Linked DNA regions of Homo sapiens: region 1 is linked to region 2. A link is an interaction called in ENCODE POLR2A ChIA-PET data of the cell type or tissue named here. Cell type or tissue: A673. All regions are shown on one strand. Each heading gives the region's core, and the rest is flanking DNA. Links, peaks and the distances in the headings are about the cores only.

Evidence for each region. ChIA-PET counts read pairs that join two places held together with the same protein. Peaks named below come from ENCODE experiments on the same cell type or tissue, not always from the same donor. Only the 100,000 strongest peaks of a DNase experiment are listed, where the experiment ranks them.
Region 1: POLR2A ChIA-PET joins it to region 2 with 6 read pairs; 17 of 35 experiments call an interaction of 5 or more read pairs at or near these places.

Annotation. Positions count from the first base shown.
Region 1 is chr4:173,151,450-173,157,964 of GRCh38, reverse strand. The region is part of intron 6 of GALNT7-DT (GALNT7 divergent transcript); the gene reads left to right. Among named protein-coding and RNA genes, the nearest start is that of GALNT7, 14 kb to the left of the region's middle. In A673, for the core only: no CTCF peak of the experiment used is centred there; no DNase peak of the experiment used is centred there.
Region 2 is chr4:173,254,677-173,261,191 of GRCh38, reverse strand. The region is part of intron 2 of GALNT7 (polypeptide N-acetylgalactosaminyltransferase 7); the gene reads right to left. LOC124900812 (a long non-coding RNA gene) reads left to right here. Exons shown (of 3, transcript XR_007058367.1): 3 at 1-4,674. Among named protein-coding and RNA genes, the nearest start is that of MIR548T, 10 kb to the left of the region's middle. RefSeq lists an enhancer at 6,376-6,425. In A673, for the core only: a CTCF peak has its summit at 3,247; DNase peaks (open chromatin) are centred at 2,111 and 3,271; H3K27ac peaks cover 1,135 bases.

The DNA.
Region 1 (6,515 bases), core at 928-4,927, 100 kb after region 2:
AATTTTTGTATATTTTGGAGAGATGAGGTTTTGCCATGTTGCCCAAGCTGGTCTTGAACTCATGAGCTCAGGTGTTTCCCTGCCTCGGCCTCCCAAAGTGCTGGGATTACAGGCATGAGCCACTGTACCCAGCCTATTCTTTTATTTTTAATTTTTTATGTATACAGGTACATAGTAGGTATGTGTGTGTGTGTGTGTGCGTGTGTGTGTGTATACACCACATATATATACACCACATATATATACACCACATATATATATATATACCACATATATATATACCACACATATATATATGGTACATGAGATATTTTGATACATGAGTACAGTGTTGTAATAATCATATCAGGGTAAATGGGGTATCCATCACCTCAAGTATTTATCATTTCTTTGTGTTATAAACATTTCAATTATACTCTTAGTTATTTTAAAACGTACAATAAGTTTAAAGTGGTTCCAGGCCAATAATGGCACAGGCGTCTGAAAAGCAAATACAAATCCTTTTTGCAAGAACCCCTTCACCTCATGCTTTGAAAAATGTTTTGTTCATGTGGTCTCTAAAACAATGAGTTACTCACGGTTGACAATCACTGAACACTCAAGATGCCATAAGGGAGAGCCAGCAAAATCCATAAACTGTGAAATATGATGCATAAAAAATTAGCAGTTGCAGTTATCAGACATAGAACGTAAAATAAGTATGTTTAATACATTTCAAGAAGTGAAAAAAGAGGCCTGAAAATATGAGTAAAATTGAGAAAAGACCTAATTTCCAGAAATAAAAAATAAAATTAAAAAAATTTTTAATTACTAAATGGGTTAAATTGCATATTGGAATTATCATTGAAATTGTCTCATCTCTTGATTTCTGGGCTCCAGGTTCTTTCTCTTTCTATCCATTCTTTCTGTCTCTTTCCCTAATTCTACTATCTCTAAAAACAAGGCATCATTTAGAATTCAGTCCGTTCTAGTTCTTTTTCTTTTCCTCAATTTTTAATCTCTTCCTGGACTAACCCATTCACAAGGCTTCAACTTATGTTAATAATCCCCACACCTAAACTTTTGGCACGGGTTGTTTTCTGAGCATTAAACCTACAGGACATTTCTCAGTGGATGTTCCATTAGCACTTCGAAGTCAGCATTTCCAGAATGGAATTTGTTTATTTCCCCACCGAGTCACCTGTTCTTTGTAGGTTCCTGATTTAGCCATTGACACTTGAACAAGAAATTTCTGACATCTTCCATAGTTTCCTCCACTTTTCCCTCCCAGATTTAGTTGTTATCAAGTCAAGACCATTCTATCATTGGTATTTACTTTTGCATCTATTCTCACTGCTGTGATTCAGGGTCCCTTGCTGTTTCCTTCATCATTTTCCCACCTTCTAGGATCCTGTTTCTTAAAACCATAATTTCTAGCACTACCAGAATTATTTTTCTAAAATATAAGTTCAATCATATCACTCTTGGAGCAAAAGCCTTTAGTGGTTCACCCGTAGAGGTAGTCATTCATTGCATCCTGAAAAGTATCATCTCAAATAAAGCACTAAAGTACAGCGTCAGTGTCCTGGTTGGAGAACATCAAGAAGATTATAGCTTTTCATGGACTTTTTGATACCAAATGTTAGAAAACTAGATAGATGGCAGAGAAAGAGGACATTCTGTAGGATCATATTAGATAAATGTTTCATTAAAAATTGTCTTAGGTGATGTACATGGCAACCTACTCTCCTACCTTGGATTTGAGAAGTGGTAGTAAGTGAAATCAAGTATATTCACTCAGCGGGGAGACCACTAGATAGACGTCTTCATTTGAGATTAAAAGAAAAAAAAAATCAAAATCAGGCCCATAGAAAAAGTGCTGCAAAACAAGGGAACAGAGGATTGGAAGTTTTTAAGACTTGGAAGAAGAACATAAATGAATAGTTGCTGTGATGACTCCAAAATTTCAGGGGCTTAATGCAATAAAAATTCATCACAGCACAGCCCATTTCTCTCTGTGGGTTTGCTGAGGGGTGGGGAAGGGACTCTCTCCATTTGGTAGATCTGCTATCTCCTGGGATGTCAAAGGCCTTCACTGATGCTTTGCAACTAGCTGGCAGTGGAAGGTGAAAAAGAGCACTTGCAGGATCACTAGGAAGTGTTATTATTATTATTATTATTATTATTATTATTATTATTATTATCATTATTTTGAGACGGAGTTTCGCTCTGTCATCCAGGCTGGAGTGCAGTGGCGCAATCTCAGCTCACTGCAACCTCCACCCCTCGGGTTCAAGCAATTCTCCTGCCTCAGCCTCCAAAGTAGCTGGGACTACAGGCGCCCACTGCCATGCCCGGCTAATTTTTTGTATTTTAGTGGAGACGGGGCTTCACCATGTTGCCCAGGCTGTTCTTGAACTCCTGGGCTCAGGCAATCCGCCCCCCTTGGCCTCCCAAAGTGCTGGGATTACAGGCATGAGCCACCGCGCCCGGCCTAGGAAGTGTTTAAAGAGTCAGTCCTAGAGGCAGGAAATGTGCCTTCTGCCCAAATTGTATGCGCCAGAACTCAGCCACATGCCTATTGGTAGATGAATCATTAAACAGTATATCTGTTCCTTTATGTTTTAAAAAATATTTAGTAAAGGAAACAATAGGCCATTAAGTGGAGAAGAAAACATGATACAAAGCTAAACACACTCTGGTTCTAATTCTGTTAATAAAAGAAATCTGTATATTTTCATTTTTCAAACAACTTTAAAAAAATAACCCATTAACATTTTGATCTATATCTGAATAGTAGGATTGCTGGTAATATTCCTAATGTTTTTCTGTACCTACATTATTAACAGTGAAATTATTACTTTTCAAAATGAGCATTACCAAAAAAATTTTTAAAGACAATGGTGTGTTTTTAAAAATATTTCTCTATTCCCTAAAATTACCTATTAGAGGACCTTGTCCTCCTAGTAGACGCTTAATAAATATTCACTGATTGAATCATTGTACCATTGAATAGGGTAATTAAGTGTAAATAGCCTAAGAACAAAGTGTTAGGAAAGTTATTTCCCTAGTGACACCATATAAAATGTGATAACCGATGAACCAAATTATCATACTTTCTTCTTCATATGATTACCTTGATTTCAGTTTTGTAACACTTAAATTATACCATAAGTGTGGCATTAATACTAGTGAGTTACCTGTGTTAATGATTCCCGAACTTTATTCATATTGGTACTATGTATACTATTTTCAGTCCTACCTAAACTAGCAATATCCTATTGCTTTCATATTTTTCATTAAAATTACTTACTTTTTATAAACCTAAATTTAGCATTGTATTAAACAGCAATACCAATAACATCACAGCAGTGTATTTTTTCTACACATATTAAAATATAAATGTGTAATTATCAAAATTTTAAATGTTTGTGTTCTATCTACTTAATCATCTTTTTTTTTTTTTTTTTGAGATGGAGTCTCGCTCTGTCACTCAGGCTGGAGTGAGTGGTGTGATCTTGGCTCACTGCAAGCTCCGTCTCCTGAGTTCAAGCGATACTCCTGCTTTAGCCTCCCAAGTAGCTGGGACTATATGCGCCCACCACCATGCCCAGCTAAGTTTTGTATTTTTAGTAGAGACGGGGTTTCACCATGTTGGTCAGGCTGGTCTCGAACTCCTGACCTCAGGTGATCCACCTCCCTCAGCCCTCCAAAGTGCTGGGATTATAGGTGTGAGCCGCCTCACCCAGCCTACTTAATCATCTTTTTACCCCCGGTTTACCACACTTTAGGATTAACTGACTTATAATATATTGTACTTCCCTACTTAATGTTTTAGGTTCAAACTTGTATGTGTTTGGGGACCATGAACATCATATGTTTTGCCCAGCTGGCATCTAGTTTTTATGATTTATGATCTAGTTTAATCGTTTATGTTTATATGTGTGCATTATATATGTGCATATTTATGTTTATATATGTGCATATATAGTGTATATATACACGCATATGTTTATATGTGCGCATTCATGTTTATATATGTGCATTCATGTTTATATATGCGCATATATATGTGCATATTCACCAAAAAGTGAATGCTTTAACAGGTGCTGTATGGGCTGATTTTTTCTTAAGCATGCCAGTTTGCTTTTTTTTTTTTTTTAACAATTAATACTCTATCTCTCTCCCACCACCCCATTTTTAGTGGAAGTTCACTGATGTGACATAAAATGTTTCTATGGCAAAACTTAATAAGTTGGTTAATTAGGGAACATTTTAAAAGTAGATTGCTTTGGTGTGTACCTTGCTCAAGTGAGTAAAATAGAGAGGTAACTACCGTTTCTTGAGATCATAATCCTCTTCTCAGAGAAGATAAGTAACTAAAAGAAGATTAATCATTAATTTTACACTTTGAATGAAGGTTTTTTTTTTTAGATGATAAAGAATAGGCAAACTTTAGGTTTTAAGACACTTAAAAAATACAAAGGAACTTATAGAATTGATCGGGGGAAATCCTTACAATAGAGACCTGTTTGGGATTTATGGGATGTCTGAAAATATGGATGTTGTTTCTAGGTTATTTCTGACTTTGTGGTTATTATGATTAAGTGTCTCATTTTCTTAATGCTAAGTATTAAGAAATGATTGGGAGCAAGGCAAGACTGGGTGAAGTCAGCAATCTAATAATTGTGATTCATACCCAAGTAGTTATTAAACCAAATGAATTAATAAGTTACACTAGATAGGTTAACGTGGAAAATCTATATAATTTTATTTTTCCTGTGTTTTTAAGACAAATAAAAACCTTCAGCACAAACCCCACCTGCAAAGTCCATGCAGAATCTTGTAAAACAACAGCTGATAAACGAACATTAGCATTCTTGTGGAGCACAGACTTTTGGAATAAGCCCTTCCCTACATACTGATGGCTATGAACACATGGGCTGAGCTATTTATTACTATTACGAATGAGGTGTGACTGACTTTCTATTATACCTAGTCATTCCATCATGCGATTCAATTTATGGGTGTATTTTAATTATTGAACAAAAAAAATGAATAATTAGAAAGGATACCTAAGAAAAAATGTCCATCTTCTGTATTGTCCTGTTAGTGAGGAACTATGAATTGATTTTTCCCCTTTTATGAAATACAAATATTTGCACATCCACAAGATAAAGAGAAAGAACAAGAAAATAGAGGAATGAGACACTCTGTCTTTAGGCCCATAATAAATGTTCCGTTCGCCCCCATGCCGGAGCCCCAACCTCTACCTTACAGAGCTGCAGTGATCACATGTCCTGGCATGCCGTTCTCCCTCTCCAACAGTGTCTTCATATATTATCTAAACAGCTGGTTTCATGTGTATATTACCCTACACAGCCTCATCTTTTATGACGTTGGATATAAGTTATAAATAAAAGATCGTGAATTTAGCCTGTTTTGACTGAGCTCGTTGGACTTTAAATGGGAATCATTGAGACCTACAAATGTACATTTCCATTGTTTTGACGCCAAGGTATAATGCCTGGAGTTCATAAATAAAATTATATAAATGATTCTGTCTTGCATAAACTGCCAGGGAGACAATAGGCGATGTGTCCCTCGGCCCCCTTTGGTGAGCAGGCTGGAGGAATCACCAGGTTGGTGCATCCGAGCGAGGCAAAGAGGCAGACCCAGCCAACTACACTGCAAGCAGTTCCAACTGCACAGCCAGGGACAGGCTCCATGGAAAAGGCTGTTGTTCAACTGTTGGCCTTTTCAGCCCCATTGTGCGGACAGCAGTTTTTCTCTAGGGTACCAAAGTGTCCCTCTTCAATTTACAATAGTGTTTGTATTTCTTAGCTTCACAAACTGTGATATGAGCAAACTAAATTATGCTATTTAACTTGCTTTGTAGGGGAAGAAAGGGACTAGAGTCAAAGCAAATGGCCACACCGTAGTAGTAATAGGATTTAAACCCATTTCTGCAGACTCCCACTCTAGAGTTCCCTTTACTCTACTGAGCCTCCTATTTCAAGTTGAAGACATGATTAGTTTGTTGGATTTCATTAACTATAAATTGAACATGGGTGCTAGAGATATGATGATAGACAAGATAGAAGAATTCTCTGCTTTCCACAAAGTTTATAGGTCCATAGGGAAGGCAGACATTAAATTATATGATGAATGCTATGATAAGAGATATTTATGATTCAGCACTGGATGCTGGAGGCACCTAGTGATATCTAATCTACTCTAGTGGATCCAGAAAGGCTTCCTGGAACAAGAGCCATTCAAGAGGACACTGGCAGATGCACAGATATTACCCAAGCAAGGGGATAGAGTGGAAAGGAGAATGTGCAGAATGCCTGAGATGAGTTACAGTGATAGGAAGAAATCCGGATGGCTGGAGTGAGTATTCCAGGGTAGGCAGTAGCTAAACCCAGGGTTTTCGAGGCAATCCTAAAGACAGTGGGCAGGGGAGAAAAACAGACTATCAGGTGACTATGTGTGGAGAGCTACAGAGAGCACCAGGATTAGCTTAACACACCAGA
Region 2 (6,515 bases), core at 1,717-5,716:
TGTGTTTTCAGCAGCCAGAATTTGTTCTGGCTGCACACCACCCTAAACTGGAATGAGTGGATTGCAAATTATATGAATAAATACAAATTACTGTGAAATAAAAATGTGTAATGTAGACGACAATTATACAGATGCAGGACAATAAATGATGTGGGACAGAAGCGCTCAGCAAGCTCCCCACATTTGTTATTGCTTGTTTTTGAACTGCATGGTGGTGGAAGGTACTCCTGACAATTTTCGCTTCGTAAACGTTTACTCGTTGATTAAATTCACCACCACTATGAGTACCATCACTCATGGGTTCACCAAAAATTGAGTAAATCATCATCTTACTTGTTTTTATTAATATTTATTAAATGTATGCATACTTCACATTTATTTCAATATTTAATATTAGAAGTATTTTGGTCCTTACTTAGAAGTTTGGTGATATTTTTGTGACCAGAAACATGCCATAGGAACTTGACTCTTGTTTATGTTGTAAGGCACAATAACAAACATAAAAAGGCATGCTCATTTCTACTTGCCAACATAATTTCACAAAGCTCTTGATTCAGTGATGACATACAGCTCTGTAAAAAATACTTTAAAGACAAAACAAAATAAAACACATGGCCCCACCACAACTCTTGCCTCAGTCACTACATTTCTTAAAAGATCAATGATCCTAGTCCTTGTCTTTTCCTATACATAAAATAACATTTGACAAAATTAATGATTATACTTCTATAACCTATCACCAAATATACTCTTACACTGAAACTTAGATATAATTTTACACATATTAAATCTTCACCACCTACATGTAAACCATAAACTAAAATACTGCCTTAAAACAGCCTGACAGAATTGCTTCTGGGTTATAAGCCTCAGTCTATAGTCCTCAGTAAGACTTCCAAATAGAACTAACTTTAATTATTTAAAAGCTTAAATTTTTTTCCTTCAGTCAACAATATCAATTTGCCTATGGTAAAATTAGCTTCATTGTACATCTTCTTCCTGAACCTATTGAAGACACTGAGCAAGGACTCATAGTATTGTTACGTACTTTACCTTTGTATAATTCATTCTGGCATTCGATGGTATGTAACTACAATATTTATAAGTGAATTTCTTATAATAGTCCTGATAAGTATACTGTAAAATTGTCTTTGAAGGTTAATAAAATAAGCATGATTGATATTTTTCTTGTTACTTCAAATAATTTCCCCCCACAGGTATTAGCAATTCTTCTAATTAAAAATACAAGAAATGGGCCGGGCATGGTGGCTCACGCCTGTAATCCCAGTACTTTGGGAGGCTGAGGTGGGTGGATCACCTGAGGTCAAGAGTTCGAGACCAGCCTGGCCAACAAGGCAAAACCCCGTCTCTGCTAAAAATACAAAAACTAGCTGGGCGTGGTGGCGGGCACCTGGGATCCCAGCTACTGGAGAGGATGAGGTGGTAAAATCACTTGAACCCAGGAGGCAGAGGTTGCAGTGAGCTGAGATCGTGCCACTGCATTCCAGCCTGGGCGACAGAGGGAGACGCTCTCTCTCAAAAACAAAACAAAAAACAAAACCAAGTAATGGAAATAAGAAATAAGGAGGATAATTCAAGAGGAGAATGAGTTTAATATAACTCAGAATAAAGTTTGGACAAATATACACCAAATTCTGAAACGCCCTCAGTGGCCACCAACTGGCCAAAAGGTAGAACTAGAGAAATAGCAGGATTGGATCTTTTTTCTCCACTCCCGGTATTTGTTATTAAAAAAAAAAAAAGCGGGAGGAGGGAGAAGAGAGAAAGAGTTATAAATGCATCCATGAATGATTACTGTACTACCACCAACAATATTCAGATCTGCCATGATGGAGCCTGTGAACCTGCATGTAACCCCCTCCACTAATCTAACAACTATCTTCATCTTAGGACAAAGTCTTCCTATCTATTTGTCCCATTTCATCAATCTGTTCCAATTCTTCCCCTTAATCCTATAAATCCATCTCTGTTATTTTCATTGTGTCACACCCTCCTCCCATAACATTACCTCAATTAACCCCTTACAGCAGTGATTTTTAATCAGGGGTGATTTTGCCCCCCAGGGGGCATGTGGCAACATCTGGAGAACTGGTTGTCACAACTAGGGAGGTGGAAGCGGATGTGTGTGTTCCTGACATCTAGTGGGTAGATGCCACAGATGCTGCTAAACATCCTACAATGTACAGGACAAAGAACTGTCAACAAAGAATTATCTGGCCCAAATGTCAAGTGCCGAGATTGTGAAACCCTGTCTTAGGAGGCAAGAAAAAATTCTGCAATAATGACACACTAAACCTTTGCCTTTTACCTTTTTCTAACTTTCCCTGTAAAAAGAAGTTAATGTCCTGTAGCAAACTGGAACACAACCTCTTGGCTGTTAGCATCCCTAACAAGGCAATGGGTGTATATGCCAGAATTTGAGTCCCAGGATCTCCATCTTCGAGTTACGTGACCTGCAAGTTTTCTAGTTCTCTGAGCCTCACTTTCATCATCCAAAAATATAGTGAAATTGAAAATATACTATCTCAGTATGGTTATAAGCACAGGAGATAGTACATTTAAAAACCCAGCATACTGCTAGGCATATAGGTGTAACACAGGGACAGTGATGCTGCTGATCCTTACTGTCACTGACTGAGGCCCCCCCATCTCCATCAGCTGCTGCAACAGAGAGATAAGAAAAGCAGCAGTCACAGCAACAGAGTTAATTATGTGGAAGTGGAAGACACAGCTTAGACCTCATTTGAAGTGATCGAGAAGTATTCCTGAAAACCATATAAACAAGTGTAAATAAGTACACTAGGGCTGAACCCTTTCTGGGCCACTCTATGTCTACTGGTGCACACCCTTAGCACACTGTTAATTCCAGCCCTTCCACTCATCAGCCTCAACATCTGGCATATGACCCTGGAGCCAGAGACTAGTACCACAATGACAGAAGATATGAGGTCAAGAACCAACCAAACTCTAGTCTAGGTTACATTATTGTCTGCCCAGAAGATAGATAGATTCTTCTTTGTATTTGATTTAAATAAGAATACCCAAGGCTGCTTTCTTAAGTAGTTGTGTTTACACAGACTTCAATAGAAGCTTTCAAGAGAGTTTCTCTGTCCTCCTTTAATACCCCTTCCCCAACTCAATCTCACTGGGAGAAGAAATCAGCCTTAAATATCTTCCTTGGATGGGGACCCACTCCAGCAGGCCTGCAGCTTACCACGTGTGGACTCTGGAGGGAGCTCCTGCCTCACAAAAGTTGAAGTACATCCTTCTACTGAAGACTACAACACTTTCCTTTAAAGTGACACTTGTGAATCTCCAGGGTCTTAAGAATGTGGAGTTTAGATTCTCAAATCTTTCTCTAGAGCCCTTATCATGGTTTTAGTTCGCTCACTGGGCCTTTCTACTCTGGAGAATGCACGAATATTTTCCATTTGATTAAAATGGCAGGGTTCATTCTAAAATAAGTCACCAGGCTATTAAAAATGTGATTTACCTCCTATACAATAGCTACATTTTGAAGAGTGGAATCTCCCCTAGGATTCAGTGAAGAGGGAAGCAAAGCTACAGGTCATTTCCCAGGGACAGACTAAAAGTTTACTGAATGTAATTAAACTATATTATTTATATAATTTTAACTCATGTAATTAGCTTGGCTTTGGTGCTAAGCCCTTTTTCCTTCTTAGCACTTTCAACTTGTATCTTGCAAAAATGATGAAAGACTAAATCTATTTATGATATACCAAGTGTACCTTTTACATATTCAGCTTAAAATGAGCAAAGATAATTAACTTATTTATAAGTGCATTCAAGAAGTTATATAACAATTATTCAACCATTATTCATATTACTACTTCTACAATCCTTTCTGAAGAAAAAAAAATTGGTGCTTATGATCTTGCTTTACAGCTCTCTCCAATGACTTGCCTTAACCATGGGGAAACTGTCACAAATGATTCCTATAGATCAAGGAGTTGAAGTCAATTTTAAACTCAGAATGAGAGGAAGGAAGCCTCCCCTAACTGCCTCTAGCCTGGTTCAACTACTTTTAAAGATTGCCTTCTCTCCAACGCAGGTCCTTTTACCAGATATTCCAGAGGTAAAGATCTACATGTGTAAATGTAAAGAGTGAAGTCATCTGGAGTTTTATAGCCGACTATGGCAAAATTGAGTCCTGGCTCTAAACTGGGCCAAGTTTCTCCCCATTGTGGCCATATGTAATCCTTGCTGTCTATTGAGAGTCGTCTATTTTTCAGAATAGATGCTCTGCTTCTACAATAAATGGAGAGGTAGGGGATATTCCTTCTATATAAGTGTTGGTTTATGCTTGGTTTACCAGCTAGACAGTGTCATGTAAATTATTAATCTAAAATATAGAAAATATCTCCCATTCTTCCTTTTATATTATGGCTATATTATGCAAAGCAGTCATAGCATAGCCCTAAGCCCAGCAGTCTGGCTATGCCTACCTTTTAGGTGCAATTATAGGCATTTCTGCCTCGTATATGTAGTCCTAGCAATCTCTGTTTTGCAAGGGTATGCGAAAGAAAGAAACAAAGAAAGTAACAAAGAAAGAAAGAAAGACTTCAGAAAAAAAATACGGGAAGGAAGGAAGGGAGGGAGGGAGGGAGAGAGGGAGGGCAATAGGACTTAAAAAAAAAATAGGGACAATGACCAGACCACACAAACTTTAGGAACTTTGGGACCAGAGCCCTAAAGAAACCAAAACCAATCAGCACAGTTAAAATTGCAACTAATTTTTGCATTTCGTATGACAGTCCATCCTTTGCAAACTTAAAACCCATAGGCTTGTGTTTTCCTTTTTGTAGGTCTTTGGAGACATTCATTTCTAATAACAGAGCAATTTCACCAAAATTAAAAGTATGATCCAAGGATGGCCTTCTTCATCAATCAGTTTCCTTCTCAGTTTCTTTGGATGCACGTGCAGCTTCTTCAGACAGCTAAATATAGCGGCAACTACAGTGAGTGAGTCTTAAAGCCGGTAAACTCCCCATTTCTTTCACTAAATAAAAACACTTCTGCAGAAGAGAATTTTTTCCCCTTAAGGTCTTCATAAATAATTTTTTATGGCTGTCTCTTTAGCTGTGAGAAACCTTATTCCTGATCACTTCCAAACATTAATATGCAAGAGGAAATCTATGAACCACAAAAACTTACACACTGAATTGATATAATTTCCCTATTTACCAAACACACAGGAGCCAATATGCATCAAAGAAACATATATTGTAGTAGACAGCCTGTATCTAATGGTTCTGGAATAGTCTGAGCTAAATTACCAAAGGTGACCATGCTGACCCACTGAGGGAAAGGGGCGTGTGTTCCGCCATGCACACTGCACTCTAGCATGTCTGGGTCTATTGGCACAGGCTGTCTTTCGGAAGGAACTGATCACCTTTTGGCAGAGAACAATGACTAAATACTTTGAAAAGACTGTTAGCTCAAACACTGAGATGCTCTAGGAGGAAAGGGTACAAAAAACATCCCTTAATCTCTGTGTTGGTGTTTCCCATGGGCAAAAGACTTATTCGGAGAGAAAAAAAGAGTCAAGGTTTTCCTGAAATTGTCTGTCACTGGGGTGGGTTGTTATGGGATATCTAGTGGTGCCACCGTAAATATTTTTCAAACTAGTCTCCAGGAAACTTTTTCTAAATTCGTAGTTGGGGGTAGAGGTCTGTGAAAATACAATAAATGCAACGTGAGTTTATAACTTTTTATCAGGCATACTTTGTGAATTGTAACATTGGTGGCAGAGCTAGAGGGATGAAGAGAGGGGAAATGAAGATAAATCCTCTGTCAATAGAGCAACTTGGACAATAACCAGAGAGTGGGAAGGCTCTCATCAACCAAATGAGGTCTGGGCAGCAGAAGGACGTTTCCACCAAGGGAAGGGAGCCATCTAGAACCTATCAAGGGTAAGAAGGCACTTCAGGGAGAGAGGGATTCAAGATTGCTGCTACTCTGCTAATGGAAGTTTAGAGAAACAAGTTACCTTGATTTCCAGTTTTTGTAGCCTCACTGAAATAAATATGGTACCTCCCTAAACTGCTGTAGAAATGGGGGTAACGTAAGTTAACTCCTGTTTTTTAAAATAATTTCAGTTTGTCTAAATGCATCTGTTGTTAGCCAGAACCTTAAACAAAAATCAACTTGAGAAAATTCTAACATGCAATGTGTATATGTTTTTGTGTTTATATGTGTGTGAAGAAGAAAAGTAGACATCAGAACACAAGGACTTATTTTAAAGTAAATCTGGAAAACCCCTGAATTCACAAAGTAGTCTAGTTTCCAAGAGTAAAAATTTTCAGGTCAGTAAGCAACATGTCCATCTTGGGTCATGTGAAACCACTTTCAAATGTGTTTTCTGAACATTAGACCTAAAATTGCCAAACTGTAGTCTGAAAAATAAAATATGTTTTGGGCAATCTATGTAAAAAAGGGATTGTGTGTGAAAAATTGTCATCAATTAGTTTGGA